2 separate regions of the Homo sapiens genome follow, and region 2 is linked to region 1. A link is an interaction called in ENCODE POLR2A ChIA-PET data of the cell type or tissue named here. Cell type or tissue: HepG2. All regions are shown on one strand. Each heading gives the region's core, and the rest is flanking DNA. Links, peaks and the distances in the headings are about the cores only. Region 1 overlaps PIGL (phosphatidylinositol glycan anchor biosynthesis class L). Region 2 overlaps PIGL (phosphatidylinositol glycan anchor biosynthesis class L).

Region 1 (7,943 bases), core at 1,495-6,494:
TAGGGGAACCCCATCTCTATTAAAAATACAAAAAATTAGCTGGGTGTGGTGGTGGGCGCCTGTAGTCCCAGCTACTTGGGAGGCTGAGGCAGGAGAATGGCGTGAACCCGGGAGGCGGAGCTTGCAGTGAGCGGCGATCACACCACTGCACTCCAGCCTGGGCAACAGAGCGAGACTCTGTCTCAAAAAAAAAAAAAAAAAAATTAAAAATTGGCTGGGTGTGGTAGCTCATGCCTGTAATCCCAGTACTTGGGAGGCCGAGGCAGGCAGATCACGAGGTCAGGAGTTTGAGACCAGCCTGATCAACATGGTGAAACTCCATCTCTACTAAAAATACAAAAATTAGCCTGGCGTGGTGGCACGTGTCTGTAGTCCCAGCTACTCAGGAGGCTGAGGCAGGAGAATCACTTGAACCCGGGAGGCGGAGGTTGCAGTGAGCCGAGATCCCGCCACTGCACTCCAGCCTGGGCGATGGAGGGAAACTCTGTCTCAGAAAAAAAAAAGAAAAAAGAAATTAGCCAGACATGATGGCATGTGCCTATAGTTCTAGCTACTTGGGAGGCTGAGGCAGCCACTGCACTCCAGCTTGGGCAACAGAGGGAGAACCTGTGTCTTAAAAAAAAAAAATTAAAAAAAAAAGCCTAATATGTTTCTCTGCCAGCAGGATTCATGTTTTCATGAGAACTTAATCAAAACTTAAGCCAAATGGTGAGGCTTTAAATGTGGAATTTTAGATATTACCTCATGAAGGATTATTATATATTTTTTGAGTGGTAGACAGTAAGCCTCCTTGGCAGCTTTAAAATTGACTATGGGCTAAGCAGTCCTGCTGATCCTAGAAGAGCTGAGACTGGTGTTGCTAGGCTTGTCCACCATTGCAGTAAATACAAATCTCTGCTATTGCTCTAATTGCATCAAAAATTTTCTTCCTTAGTGGGTATGAATGCATTCTCATGTTTTTTGGAATGAAGAAATCAATGCTTAAAAATCCTGGCTTCACCACCACTTGTTTACCTTGGACAAGCTGCTTGGCCTCTGCAAAACCTCAGTTTCTTCAATGTAAACTGATAATTTTACTTTTTTTTTTTTTTTCTGAGACAGAGTCTCACTCTGCCACCCAGGCTGGAGTGCAGTAACACAATCTTTGCGCATTGCAACCTCTGCCTCCCAAGTTCAAGCGATTCTCGAGCCTCAGCCTCCCAAGTAGCTGGGATACAGGCACATGCCACCACGCCCGGCTAATTTTTGTATTTTTAATAGAGATGGGGTTTCACCATGCTGGCCAGGCTGGTCTGGAACTCCTGACTTCAGGTGATCCGTCCAACTCGGCCTCCCGATGTGCTGGGATTACAGGCATGAGCCACCACACCCAGTCACAAATTTTACTTTTAAAGTTAAAATGATACTCTGTGAAAATGCTTGGTAAAAGGTGAGGTCAAGTTCTGTATAAATGAGAATCACTGGGCAGGCTCTGGGGGACCTGAATTTTTAGATGGCAGGACAAAGGCGGGGGCTTGAGGGTGTTAAGGAGGACACAGTTTAGAAAAAACTTCTGCCTCTATCTGAGCACTGATAATTTAGTTATTCAGTCTCACACAAGATCGTAAAGATATCAAAAGGTGTGTTTGTTCTTCAGTAGGTTTAATGGTGAGCATTGGAAGTTCTGGCCTCCTTAGAGAGTGGCCCTGGAGAAGGACTGGAAGTGGGAGGGTGGCCACAGAAAAAATTACAGAAACCACCTGGTGTGAATGGGACCAAGACCTCAGGTTTTCCATTCAGGGAGCTGCCCCCTTACCAGATTGATGCCATTCACTTCTATGTGCTGAAGGAGGACTCTGGCCACGTGCTCTGTGTCCCACTGCATGCCTGGGTCATCTGGGAAATCCCTACAAGAGAGAAGCACAACTTGAACACCTTTTCTAATCAGGCACAACCTTCTCCCTAAGCTCCAGTAGGTGCATGCCCAGTTTTATGATAGTTACATTGGGGGTAAGGGTCCCTGCCCTTAAGCTTCAGCAGATTTCAGTTAAGGTGAGATTTACAAACATGAAACAACTAGAAATTAATGCATAATTCCACACAACACACTTTTGGAGCTTTATGCTTGTTGCTGAGGGTAAGAAACAACATCAATGAGACAAGGCTCTGTCCACAAGTTGGGGAGACAAATGTGTTAAAAATGAACTTGAGCACAAGGCATGATGATATGCACTTTATGAGAATATTAGTAATAGTACTTTAATAAAAAGTACAAAGATATGTTACTTCATTAACCTCATGAACATCTTTTGACAGAGGTTTTTTTTGTTTTGTTTTGTTTTTTTCTTTTTGAGATGGAGTCTCCCTCTGTCACCCAGGCTGGAGTGCAATGGTGAGATCTCGGCTCACTACAACCTTTGCCTCCGGGGTTCCTGCCTCAGCCTCCTGAGTAGCTGGGATTACAGGCACCCACCACCACGCCCAGCTAATTTTTGTATTTTTAGTAGAGATGGGGTTTCGCCATGTTGGCCAGCCTGGTCTTGAACTCCTGACCTCAGGTGATTGGCCCAACCTTGGCCTCCCAAAGTGCTGGGATTACTGCTCTGTCGCCTAGGCTGGAGTACAGTGGCACAATCTCGGCTCACCGCAACCTCCACCTCCCGGGTTCAAGCAATTCTCCCACCTCAGTCTCCTGAGTAGCTGGGATTACAGGTACGTGCCACCACACCCAGCTAATTTTTGTATTTATTTATTTATGTATTTTTCCCGAGTCAGAGTCTCGCTCTGTCACCCAGGCTGGAATGTAATGGCATGATCTCAGCTCACTGTAACCTCCATCTCCTGGGTTCGAATGGTTCTCCTGCTCAGCCTCCCAAGTAGCTGGGATTACAGGCACCCGCCACCACACCCAGCTAATTTTTGTATTTTTAGTAGAGACAGGGTGTCACCAAGTTGGCCAGGCTGGTCTTGAACTCCTGACCTCAGGTGATCTGCCCACCTCAGCCTCCCAAAGTGCTGGGATTACAGGCGTGAGCCACTGCACCTGGCCTTTGACAGAGCCTTTACCGATGAAGTTAAGTAGCTTGTTTGCAAGGCTGTTATAGTTAGATTTTGAATGCAGGTTTTTGCCTGCAAAGCCAAAATGCTTTAGCACTAGGGAGCTGGCTACATCCTCCCTCCATCAGGACTGGGACTTGCTGCATGTCAGGTACAAAGGTCTTTACCAGAATAAACTTCAACTTATCTGTGTCTCCACCTGGCCACATCACAGGCCTATCTCCTTCTCCAACCTGCTGAAATCCTTCCTGTCTCTTTTCTGTGCTTTGATCTATGGTGTCACCTGATATGAGACTAAGGCCTCATCTTGGCCCCCTTTTTTGAAAATATTATTCATAATCTTATAAACTGATACCTATCTCTCTTTGGGTCAGGTCCTACAGCAACACCCATAATGCTACTGAGAGGACATGGGCTCTGCTCCCTACCAGGCAGGCTGTTATCACCTCCCTATGGACAAAGGTCATTAACTGGCCCCCTTTCGGACTTTGGGCAAAGGAGAGTCACTGGAGGTTTTTCAGCACAAAAACAACATGAGCCTCAGCAATAAATAATGTAATTGTTTCCTTTGCTTCAGCTGGTTCATCTGCCAACCCCTTATGGCAGTGGTCCCCAACCTTTCTGGCACCAGGGACCAGTTTCATGGAAGATAGTTTTTCCATGGACAGGGGTGGGGGGCATTAGATCCTCATAGGGGCGTGCAACCTAGATCCCTCGCACGCGGAGTTCAAAATAAGGTTTGCAGTCCTATGAGAATCTAATTCCACTGCTGATCTGACAGGAGGCAGAGCTCAGGCAGTAATGCTTGCTTGCCCGTCACTCACCTCCTGCTGTGCTGCCTGGTTCCTAACAGGCCACGGACCTGTACTGGTCTGCAGCCTGGGGGTTGGGAACCTCTGCTTTAGGGTGTTTTCTACAGAGGGCAGCTTTGTACTTTTCAAAGCCCTATCCTGTCGGCCACTCCACGTGGTTCTCATAGTGCTCCTGCAGTGAGCAGGACAGACAGCTCAGCAGGTGAGGGACAGGATCAGGAGAAAGGGATAAAGCGGGATCAGGACAAAGTTCAGTTTTGTTTCCTGGAAATGGAGCTGAATATAGTGTGTAAAACATAAGCCCCTGAGCTCACGCAGCTGAAGGAGAAATGGACAATGGGAACAGAGAAAATGTCTTGGAATGACAATAGCTACATACATACTCCTGGCTGAGAGGTTCACATAAATGTATTAAGGCATCATTTTGGAGAGGGAATACACCAGTAATATTGTATGGAACTTTAGCACACGAGAGAAAGGATAGGAGGATAGTAGGCTAAGCCTACTAATTCTCTGTTGTTCTGAGGTGCTAAGGTGCTGAAAGATAAACCTCAAAGAGGGGGAAGTTCATGGCTGCCTTCCATTTATCTTCAGAGAACTGGGATCTGCTCTTTTGAGGGGCGATGCAGGAAGAAGTGTTGCTCCATGCCTTTCTTTCGGTGGCTCCACCCAGTCATTGTGGGTGAGGCCAATCATTTAGGGAGGGACTTTGGACTGTAAATATCTGCTCTGTGATGTGACACATCTGATAAAGCATCATTACTTTTATGATCAAGTCCAAACTCCTCTTGGTCACACGTTCAAGTTTTCCCCAATCTATCTCCTATTTTGATTCACTTCCTTTCTCATTATTTGAAAGAGTCAATGAGATAACACAGGTCAGAAAGCATTTAAGAACTGTAAAAAGGGCCGGAACGGTGGCTCACGCCTGTAATCCCAGCACTTTGGGAGGCCGAGGCGGGCGGATCACGAGGTCAGGAGATTGAGACCATCCTGGCTAACACGGTGAAACCCCATCTCTACTAAAAATACAAAAAAAAAATTAGCCGGGCGTGGTGGCGGGCGCCTGTAGTCCCAGCTACTTGGGAGGCTGAGGCAGGAGAGTGGTGTGAACCTGGGAGGTGGAGCTTGCAGTCAGCCGAGACCGTGCCACTGCACTCCAGCCTGGGCAACAGAGCGAGACTTCAAGAACTGTAAAGAAATGTGTAAACATCAAAAGTGTGGCTGTTATTGCTGCATTAGCCTAATTTAAACCCTCCTTTAAAAAAAAAAGAAAGAACTCCCCAGTCTTTCTTTCTTTTTTCTTTTTTTTTTTTGAGATGGAGTCTCACTCTGTTGCCCAGGCTGGAGTGCAGTGGAGCAATCTCAGCTCACTGCAACCTCCGCCTCCCAGGTTCAAGGGATTCTCCTGCCTCAGCCTCCCCAGTAGCTGGGACTACAGACACCTGCCACCATGCTCAGCTAATTTTTGTATTTTTAGTAAAGACGGGGTTTCACCATATTGGCCAGGCTGGTCTCAAACTCCTGACCTTGTGATCCGCCCACCTCAGTCTCCCAAAGTGCTGGGATTACAGGTGTGAGCCACTGCACCTGGCCCCCAGTCCTTCTTTCTTGCAGTCCCTTGCAGAGCTCTTTGATGGCCACTTCTACAAGCGGTTTATGATTTCAAAGTGGGGTAGGCACCACAGGAGATGTGTAAGATGACTCATTGAGGTAAAGCAATGAATCACCAGGACTTCTATTTACCTGTTTTTCTGTTTACATTTATATTTTGTAGCTATTTTATAAGGCATCATATACCAACAGGGTTTAACATGTACACAGTTTGAATAAATAAGTACATAAATATGGAGGTGCAAGCTCAAATGTTGTTTCTTGCCATTAGGGGAGTGTGATAAAAATGTTTGGAGATCACTAGTCTAATCTACTCACTCTTCATTTTTCATTTTTTCTCCTGAATATTTTATTTTATTTATTTATTTTTGAGATGGTGTTTCGGTCTTGTTGCCTAGGCTGGAATGCAATGGCACCATCCTAGCTCACTGCAACCTCTGCCTCCCCGGTTCAAGTGATTCTCTTGCCTCAGCTTCCCGAGTAGCTGGGATTACAGGCATGTGCCACCATGCCCAGCTAATTTTGTATTTTTAGTAGAGACAGGGTTTCACCATATTGGCCAGGCTGGTCTCAAACTCCTGACCTCGTGATCCACCCACCTTGGCCTCCCAAAGTGCTGGGAGTACAGGCGTGAGCCACCACACCTGGCTGATAATTTATTTTTTTGAGACAGAGTCTTGCTCTGTCACCCAGGCTGGAATGCGGTGGTACAATCACAGCTCACTGGAGCCTTGACTTCCAGGCTCAAGTGATCCTCCCACCTCAGCCTCCCAAGTAGCTGAGATTACAGGTGTGAGCCACCAAGCCCAGCTAATAACTCAGTGATTTTTAGTACATGTATGGAATCTCTACATTTTATTTTACTAGTATTTTACATACATATATATATATACTTTTTTTTTTTTTTTTGAGACGGAGTCTTGCTCTGTCACCTAGGTTGGAGTGCAGTGGCATGATCTCAGCTCACTGCAACCTCCGCCACCTGGGTTCAAGCGATTCTCCTGCCTCAGCCTGTCAGTAATCGGGATTACAGGCGTGCGCCACCATGCCTGGCTAGTTTTTGTATTTTCAGTACAGACAGGGTTTCACCATGTTGGCCAGGCTGGTCTAGAACTCCTGACCTCAGATGATCCGCCCGCCTCAGCCTCCCAAAGTGCTGGGATTACAGGCTGCATATATTTAATTCTTGACTCTCCAACCTATCATAAGTCCCCCGATGGACGGATGTTACATGAGCCATTAATCAGTCAAGGTCTAACCAAGAAAATGGAGACCACCAGGTATTTCAGAAGGAATTTAATATAGAGACCTGTTTACCCACTGTATGGGAAGAGCTGAGAGGCCAAACAGGAAACAGTGAAACAACGCAGAGACTGGCCACAGCAGAAGGGCACCACCACCTCTAAGATAGGGGACAGCAGAGCCATGGAAGGGGAGCAGTGGTGGGAACTAGATGTCAGGAGAACTAGCTAGATGTCAGGGAAAACACCAACCTGCTGATGGACATGCCACTTAGGGTGGAGGATGGGGGAAATACCTGGTTCTTCCCTCTGCTACCTCCTAGTCATCCATCATTGCCATCTACTGGTCAAACCCCTCCAGAAGCCAATGGACATGGGAGCCTGGAAACTGTAGTTTCCATTGGAATAGAGCAAAGGCTTAAGATAGAGGCGATGTCTTACTCACAGCAGGTGTTCAATGGATACTTTCAATTGCTGCTCAGTCTTGGCCCTAAACCTTCAAAGGACAGCAGCAGTCTGGCCACCTGCCTCTCACTGTCTAAGAGTTTTCCAGCTTTATGGAAAAGCAATAACCTGCCAGGTGCTTGGTTATAGAGGGCAGCGGGGAGAACCGTACTGGGGGACATGGGGGCACCACAGGGCAAGCAGGATTCAAGGCTCAGGGAAGGGAGACATGGCAAGGGTTAATAGCCAGTTTCACCCCAGAAGCTCAGGGACAGAGTACCGTCCATGATTACAGTGGTCCAGTGTCACGAGCAGGCAATGTGATGTGGCAGAGAGAACATGGGGTAGGATGACACAGAACCCGAGTTCTAGCTCCCCTGCTTTCCATGTGACCTGGCAGGAGCTGCATCATCAGTAAAGATAAAATAATTCTGGGATGCACCTGATGACTGCCTGAGAGTCCTTCCAACTCTTAAGTCTAGGACTGTGTCATAAGCAAATGATTGATCTCACCCACTATCAGGGGGTGGAGCCACTAAAAGAAAGGCGTGGAGCAACACCTGTTCCTGTGAGCCTTTCTCCAAGTGAGCTTCCCTCACAGAGCAAAGACACTGCTATCAGGTATGACACAGATAACCTCCCAAAAGCCAATGAGAGACCAGATCTCTCATTGGACAAGGCCAAATTCTTTACTACACACCTTCCTTGTATTTAGAAACCTTCACTGAACTCCTCTACCAACTATAGCTTAGACTACCCCACTTCGTACCTGATTTGAATAGTATTCTATTATTTT
Region 2 (7,943 bases), core at 1,789-6,788, 51 kb after region 1:
TATGTTGCCCAGGCTGGTCTTGAAATCCTGGGCTCAAGTGATCCTCCCACCTCGGCCTCCCAAAGTGCTAGGATTACATGCACAAGCCACCGTGCCCAGCTCGTCTTTCAAATACAGTAACAAAGTGGTGATCTGCTTCCCTGAAGAAAGTCAGAATCTATTCCATCTCCCTTTCTGTTTTTGAATCCTCACATTGTCATTTATTAAACGTGTGACCACAAAGATTCTCTTAATCTCTCTGAGCTTTAGTTTCTTCCTGTGAAACAAAAAAAGAAAATAAAACCTATCTTGTGCAGTTAGTCTAAGAATTAAATGAGACTGCCTTTGTGAAAGCATGTGTCAGGCATGGAGTAGGTGGAAAATAGTGGTTGAAGCATATACTGTACACCCAGATTGCATCAGCTCAAATGCCAGCTCTACCAGTTATTAGCTGGATGACCTTGAGCAAATTACTCAACCTCCCACTGTGTCTCTGTAAGATGGGAAAAATAATTAGACTATTTTGAGGATTAAGAAAGATCATATATTTATTTTTTTGGCACTGACAGTAGTAGTTTTATATTTACTGTTATTGTTACGAGTACAGGTCCTCTATAAAACTTCTCTTTCTCTTCTTCCTCTTCATTCTTCTCTTTGACTTATCTAAATAATCTAAAGTAAGATTCCAAAGCTCTGCTTTTTCTGGGTTAGGAGATGAGAGGCTGAAAGACTGACTGTTGCGTGTTGCTATGGATTAAACTGTGATCCCTCCAAATTCATGTTAGGTTGAAGCCCTAAACCCAAAATGTGACTGTATTTGGAGGCAGGTTTTTAGGAGGTACAGCAGCCTCCTTTTACCTGTGGATGATATGTTCCAAGATCCCCAGTGGATACCTGAAATAGCAGATGGTACTGAACCCTATATATACTATGTTTTTTCTTATACACATGTTAACTATGATGAAGTTTAATTTATAAATTAGACACAGTAAGTGTGCTGGTTAATTTTAAGTATCAGCCAGGCATGGTGGCTCATGCCTGTAATCCCAGCACTTCGCAAGACAAAGGAGGCAGGTGGATCACCTGAGGTCAGGAGTTCGAGACCAGCCTGACCAACATGGGGAAACCCTGACTCTACTAAAAATACAAAAATTAGCCGGACATGGTGGCATATGTCGGTAATCCCAGCGACTTGGGAGGCTGAGGCAGCAGAATCATTTGAATCCAAGAGGTGGAGGTTGCAGTGAGCCAAAATCATGTCACTGCACTCCAGCCTGGGCAACAAGAGTGAAACTCCATCACACACACAAAAATAATAATAATTTAGGTATCAACTTGACTGGATTAAGGATTATCTAGAGAACTGGTAAAGGATTATTTCTGGGCATTTTTATGAGGGGGTTTCCAGAGGATACTGGCCTGTGATTCAGGGAACTGACAGGGGAAGACATGCCATCAATGTAGGTAGGCACAATACAATCAGTGGGGGACCCACATGGAGCAAAAAGGTGATTTCCTCTCTCCTGAAGCTGGGATACATTCTTCTTCTCCTGTCTTTGGACATCAGAACTCCAGACTCTTTGGCTTTTAGATTCTAGGGCTTATACCAGTGGCCTGCTTGTTTCTCAGGCCCTCGGCCTTGGACTGAGCCATACTTCTGGCATCCAGCTTGCAGATGGCCTGTTGTGGGACTTCTCAGCCTCCATAATCACGGGCCAACTCCCCTAATAAATCCCCTCTCATATATCTATAATCCTATTTGTTTTGTTTTGTTTTGTTTTTGTTCTTGTCTTTGTGTCGCTCTGTTGCCCAGGCTGGAGTGTGACGGCATGATCTTGGCTCACTGCAACTTGTTTCCTACCAGATTCAAGCGATTCTTGTGTCTCAGCCTCCCGAGTAGCTGGGACTACAGGCGTGCGCCACCATGCCCAGCTAATTTTTGTATTTTTAGTAGAGACAGGGTTTCACCATGTTGACCAGGCTGGTCTTGAACTCCTGACCTCAGGTGATCCACCTGCCTCGGCCTCCCAAATTGCTGGGATTACAGGCGTGAGTGCACTGTGCCCAGCCAGAATGGTGTACATTTTAAATGTATAAATTGTTTATTTCTGGAATTTCCATTTAATATTTTTAGACCACAGTTGACTGCAGGTAACCGAAACCACAGAAAGCAAAACTGTGGATAAGGGAGGACTACTGCAATTGAGGTTATATAAATCCATAAATGTGGGGCCCTAATCTGATAGAACTGGTGGTGCTATAAGAAAAGGAAGAGATCTGTCTCCCTCTGTCCCTCCACCACATGAGGCACAGTGAGAAGGCAGCCATGTGCAAGTCAGGCTGAGGACCCTTACCAGAAACCAACCCTGCCAGACCTTGATCTGGGACTTCTAGTCTGCAGGACTCTGAGAAAATAAATTTGTGTTGTTTAAGCCACCCAGTCTATGGTATTTTGTTTTGGCAGCCCAAGCTGACTAAGACAGATTTTAGTACTGTGAAGTAACAGATACATAAAAATGTGCAAGTGGCTTTGGAACTAGATAATGGGTAGAGGTTGGAGGAGTTTTGAGGTGAATGCTAGAAAAATCCTAGACTGCCAGGAAGGAATGGTTGGTAGAAATATGGACATTAAAGGTGATTCTGGTGAGGACTCAGGAAAGGAAAAGGAGACTGGAGAGAAAACCTCCATCTTCTCAGAGAATACATAAACAATCATGAACAGAATGTCAGTGGAAATATGGTCTTTAAGGCCATTCTGATGGGGTCTCAGAGAAAAATGAGATAAGACATTGGAAAATGGAGAAAAGGTGATCACTATTATAAAGAAGCAAAGAACCTGCCTGTATTGTGTTCTAGTGTTTTGTGGAAGATAGAACTTCTGAAGGATGAAATTAGATATTTAGCTGAGGCGAATTCTAAGTAAAATTTTGAAGGTGTGGCCTGGGTCCTCTTGACTGTTTATAGTAAAATGTAAGAGTTGAGAGATAAAGAAGAAATTGCTACGTTTAAAAGGAACCAGAACGTAAAGGTTTTGGAAAATTTTCAGCCTGTCCATATTGTAAAAAAATGAGAAAGCTTGAGGCTGGGCGCAGTGGCTCAAGCCTGTAATCCCAGCACTTTGGGAGGCCAAGGCTGGTGGATCACGAGGTCAGGAGTTCAGGACCAGCCTGACCAACATGCTGAAACCCCGTCTCTACTAAAAACACAAAAATTAGCCAGGTGTGGTGGTGCGCGCCTGTAATCCCGGCTACTTGGGAGGCTGAGGCAGGAGAATCGCTTGAACCCAGGAGGCAGAGGTTGCAGTGAGCTGAGATCGTGCCACTGTACTCCAGCCTGGGCGACAGAGTGAGACTCCATCTCCAAAAGAAAAAAAAAAGAGAGAAAGCTTGTTCTGAAGAGAGCACTCTGGTGTGACTGAACAACCATTTGATGAGGTGATTAGCATGGGTGTGAACCACACATGTAATCAACCACCTCAATAACAGCCAGGAGAAAGAAAAAATCGGGTGGGACGAAAGAAGCCTGCTGGACTTAAGAGTCTACAGGACCAGACAACAGAGCTATCTGGCTGCAAACATGCGTCGTCCTTCAAGAAAAGGGAAGAATGACCTCAAAAGTTATCCAGAGATCAGAAGGACTACCATTCCCACCACAGGCTCCAGAGGGCTTGGAGGGCCGAATATCCGCCCAAAGAGGATTGTTCTCAAGCCTCAAGATCTAATGGAGTTTACCTTCCTAGGTTTTGGCCTTGCCTGGGGCCTGTCACCCATTTCTCCCTTTTGGAATGAAAATATCTATCCTATGCCTCTCCATTCCTTATATTTTGTAAATATATAACTTGTCTGTTTTCACAGGTTCACAGCTGGTGAGGCTATTTAGATGAGACTTTGGACTTTCGAGTTAATGCTGGAATGAGTTAAGACTTTGGAGGCTGTTAGGATGGGATGAATGTATTTTGCATGAAATAAGGACATGAATGTGGGAGTCTGGGATGGAATACTATGAACTGAATAGTGTCCTCAACAAATTCATGTGCTGAAGCCCTAACCACTAATTGTAACTATTTTGAGATAGGGTTTTAGGAGGTAACTAAGATCACATGAGGTCATACGAGTGGGGCTTTAATCCAATAAAACTTGTAGCCTTTTAAGAAGAGGGAGGGAAGAAGGAGAGAGTGAGAGAATCTCTTTCCAGCATGTGAGAACATAGCGAGAAGGTCATCTGCAAGCCAGGAAGAGAGTCCTCATAAGAAAGTGACCCTGCAAGACCTTGATCTGGGCCGGGCGCGGTGGCTCACGCCTGTAATCCCAGCACTTTGGGAGGCCGAGGCGGGTGGATCATGAGGTCAGGAGATCGAGACCATCCTGGCTAACAAGGTGAAACCCCGTCTCTACTAAAAAAATACAAAAAAAATTAGCCGGGCGCGGTGGCGGGCGCCTGTAGTCCCAGCTACTCGGGAGGCTGAGGCAGGAGAATGGCGTGAACCCGGGAAGCAGAGCTTGCAGTGAGCCGAGATTGCGCCACTGCAGTCCGCAGTCCGGCCTGGGCGACAGAGCGAGACTCCGTCTCAAAAAAAAAAAAAAAAAAAAAAAAGACCTTGATCTGGACTTCTAGCCTGCAGAAATGTGGGAAAATAAATTTCTATTGTTTAAGCCACACTGTCTACGGTATTTTGTTAAGGGAGCCCAAGCAGACTAAGATGCATTTTTCTTGAATCTTCAAACTGGCTTCTTTAAGTATTTACTTTTTTTTTTTGAGACGGAGTCTCACTCTGTTGCCAGGCTAGAGTGCAGTGGTGCAATCTCGGCTCAGTGCAACCTCCGCTTCCCGGGTTCAAGCGATTCTCCTGCGTCAGCCTCCCAAGTAGCTGGGACTACAGGTGTGCACCACCATGCCCAGCTAATTTTTGTATTTTTAGTAGAGACGGGGTTTCACCGTGTTGGCCAGGATGGTCTCGATCTCTTGACCTCGTGATCCACCTGCCTCCCAAAGTGCTGGGATTACAGGTGTGAGCCACCGCACCCGGCCTGAAGTACTTACTTTTAATAGGCTTACTATCCCTCTACTATAGCATTTCACGAGTAGGGGAGTGATGCTGAAGCTACATGGTCTTCATGTGATATATAAAAAATATAGGTGCCATGACCGGGCGCAGTGGCTCACGCCTGTAATCCCAGCACTTTGGGAGGCCGAGGCGGGTGGATCACAAGGTCAGTAGATCAAGACCATCCTGGCTAACATGGTGAAACCCCGTCTCTACTAAAAACACAAAAATAAAAATAGCTGGTCAAGGTGGCGGGTGCCTGTAGTCCCAGCTACTTGGGAGGCTGAGGTGGGAGAATGGTGTGAACCCAGGAGGCAGAGCTTGAAGCGAGCTGAGATTGTGCCACTGCACTCCAGCCTGGGTGACAGAGGGAGACTCCGAGACTCCGTCTCAAAAAAAAATATATATATATATATGTGTGTGTGTGTATATATATATATATGTGTGTGTGTATGTATATATATATGTGTGTGTATATATATGTGTGTGTGTATATATATATGTGTGTATATATATATAGGCCAGGCATAGTGGCTCACACCTGTAATCTCAGCATTTTGGAGGGCTGAGGCGGGCAGATCATGAGGTCAAGAGATCGAGACCATCCTGCCCAACATGGTGAAACCCCGTCTCTACTAAAAATACAAAAAATTAGCCACTGCACTCCAGCCTGGCGATAGAGCAAGACTCCGTCTCAAATATATATATATATATATACTCCCTGGCTTACAATCTGGCTACGTCCCAATAAACCCATCCTAAACTGAAAATATCATAAGTAAAAAACACACTCTAGGCCGGGTGTAGTGGCTCATGCTTGTAATCCCAGCACTTTGGAAGGCCGAGGCAGGTGGATCATCTGAGTTCAGGACTTCAAGACCAGCCTGGCCAACACGGCAAAATCCCGTCTCTACTAAAAATACAAAAATTTAGCTGGGCATAGTGGCAGGCGCCTGTAATCCCAGCTTCTTGAGAGGCCGAGGCGGGTGGATCACGAGGTCAAGAGATTGAGACCATCCTGGCCAATGTGGTGAAACCTCGTCTCTACTAAAAATACAAAAATTAGCTGGGCGTGGTGGTGGGCACCTGTAATCCTAGCTTCCTGGGAGGCTGAGGCAGGAAAATTGCTTGAATCCAGGAGGTGGAGGTTGCAGTGAGCCGAGATTGCACCATTACACTCCAGCCTGGGCAACAAGAGCGAAACTCCGTCTCAAAAAAACAAGAACAACAAAAAACACACTCTAGTCTGGGTGTGATGGCTCACACCTGTAATCCCAGCACTTTGGAAGGCTGAGGTGGGTGGGTTGCTTGAGCTCAGGAGCTCAAAACCAGCCTATGCAACGTGGCAAAACCCTGTCTCTAAAATAATTACCAAAAAAATTAGCTAGATGTGGTGACGTGTGCCTGTAGTCCCAGCTACTCGGGAGACTGAGGCAGGAGGGTCACTTGAGCCCGGGAGGTGGAGGCTGCAGTAAGCCATGATCCTGCCACTGCACTCTAACCTGGGTGACAGAGTGAGACCCTGTCTCAAAAGCAAAAAACAAAAACCAAAAACTCCCCGCTTTATACCTTCAACTTAGGAGGTGTTTATCCAAATGTAACCCCATCCCAAGTTGAGGAGTGTACTGAATGCACATTGCTTTCTATCAGAGTAAAGATCTTAATAACCAAGATCTCCAAAACAGATTTGTCCCCGAAAACATTTGCATTACTGGGCCAAAGCAGACACTGCACAGGCAGGACATTGTGCAAATGGAGTGCCTGAGAAAAAACACGATTACTAATATTGAAATTGCCTTTGCAAAATTATGACTGAGACAGTGAAAGAGATCTAACTTAACTGACTCCATCTTGCTTCTAACCTCCAAGCTGTCCTTGTTCATTCCTGGGCATAGGATGAACTAACTTTGGGAGAAACTTAATTTATAGATCATAGTTTAAACAAAGACGGTAACAGCCCTTTCCCAAAGCAGACCTCCTTGCCTGGGGACTAGATTGCCTTTGTAGGACTAACGAGTTAGGCCCAAGATTATAAATTATGGTTTAGGAGTCATGCAGCTGGAGGACACAAGATTCTAACCCTCCCTAAACTGCTAAGATCAGTGCTTGAGATATTTTGCAGACCCTGCACTTGATGGATCACCCAGATCAATAAACTGGCTCATCTGATCTTGTAGTCCCCCACCCAGGAACTGACTCAGCCCAAGAAGAGACCTTCGACTCCCCATGATTTCGTCTCTGACCAATCAGCTCACTGGCTTCGCCCCACCCACCACATTATGCTTAAAAACTCTGCTGCCTGAATGCTCAGGGAGACAGATTTGAGTAACAGTAAAACTCTGGTCTCCCGCAGCTCTGCGTGAATTACTCTTTCACCATTGCAGCTCTCCATCTGGATAAATTGGCTCTGTCTAGGCAGTGGGCAAGGTGAACCCCTTGGGCGGTTACAATATTAATGTGAAAAAACAAATCACAACACTCACAGAGTAAGAGGGTGGGATATCATCTTTGAAAACAAAGGAACCCATAACTCCTTTCACAAATTAACTCAAAACCATGTATCTTTCGAGGTTTACGGAGGAAGAAATTTAGGAACAGAATTCAGTAACTTGCCTAGGTTACGCAATTAAAAACTTTAAACTTGGGTTTCAGTCTGGGCAGTCTGGCTCTATAAATCCACTGGTATAAACAGAAGAAATTCTCCCGTGGTGACCCCAGTAGTTTACCATGAAGCAAGTAAGATCAAGAATAAATCTAAACTTTTTCCTTCATCTCTTTGTAGCATACTGAAATGAATGGGATCCCCACCCCAAATCAAATACAGTGAACATCAATTCCCACCAATGCCTAATATTATAAAGAATAATCAGCAGGCCAGAAACGGTGGCTCACGCCTGTAATCCCAACACTTTGGGAGTTC

What was found. ChIA-PET counts read pairs that join two places held together with the same protein. Peaks named below come from ENCODE experiments on the same cell type or tissue, not always from the same donor. Only the 100,000 strongest peaks of a DNase experiment are listed, where the experiment ranks them.
Region 2: POLR2A ChIA-PET joins it to region 1 with 5 read pairs; 11 of 35 experiments call an interaction of 5 or more read pairs at or near these places.

The regions. Positions count from the first base shown.
Region 1 is chr17:16,293,831-16,301,773 of GRCh38, reverse strand. PIGL (phosphatidylinositol glycan anchor biosynthesis class L) reads right to left here. Exons shown (of 7, transcript NM_004278.4): 3 at 1,796-1,886. Among named protein-coding and RNA genes, the nearest start is that of MIR1288, 16 kb to the right of the region's middle. In HepG2, for the core only: no CTCF peak of the experiment used is centred there; DNase peaks (open chromatin) are centred at 3,213, 3,503, 4,013, 4,553 and 1 weaker place.
Region 2 is chr17:16,243,302-16,251,244 of GRCh38, reverse strand. All of the region lies in intron 2 of PIGL (phosphatidylinositol glycan anchor biosynthesis class L), which reads right to left. Among named protein-coding and RNA genes, the nearest start is that of PIGL, 30 kb to the right of the region's middle. In HepG2, for the core only: no CTCF peak of the experiment used is centred there; a DNase peak (open chromatin) is centred at 3,874.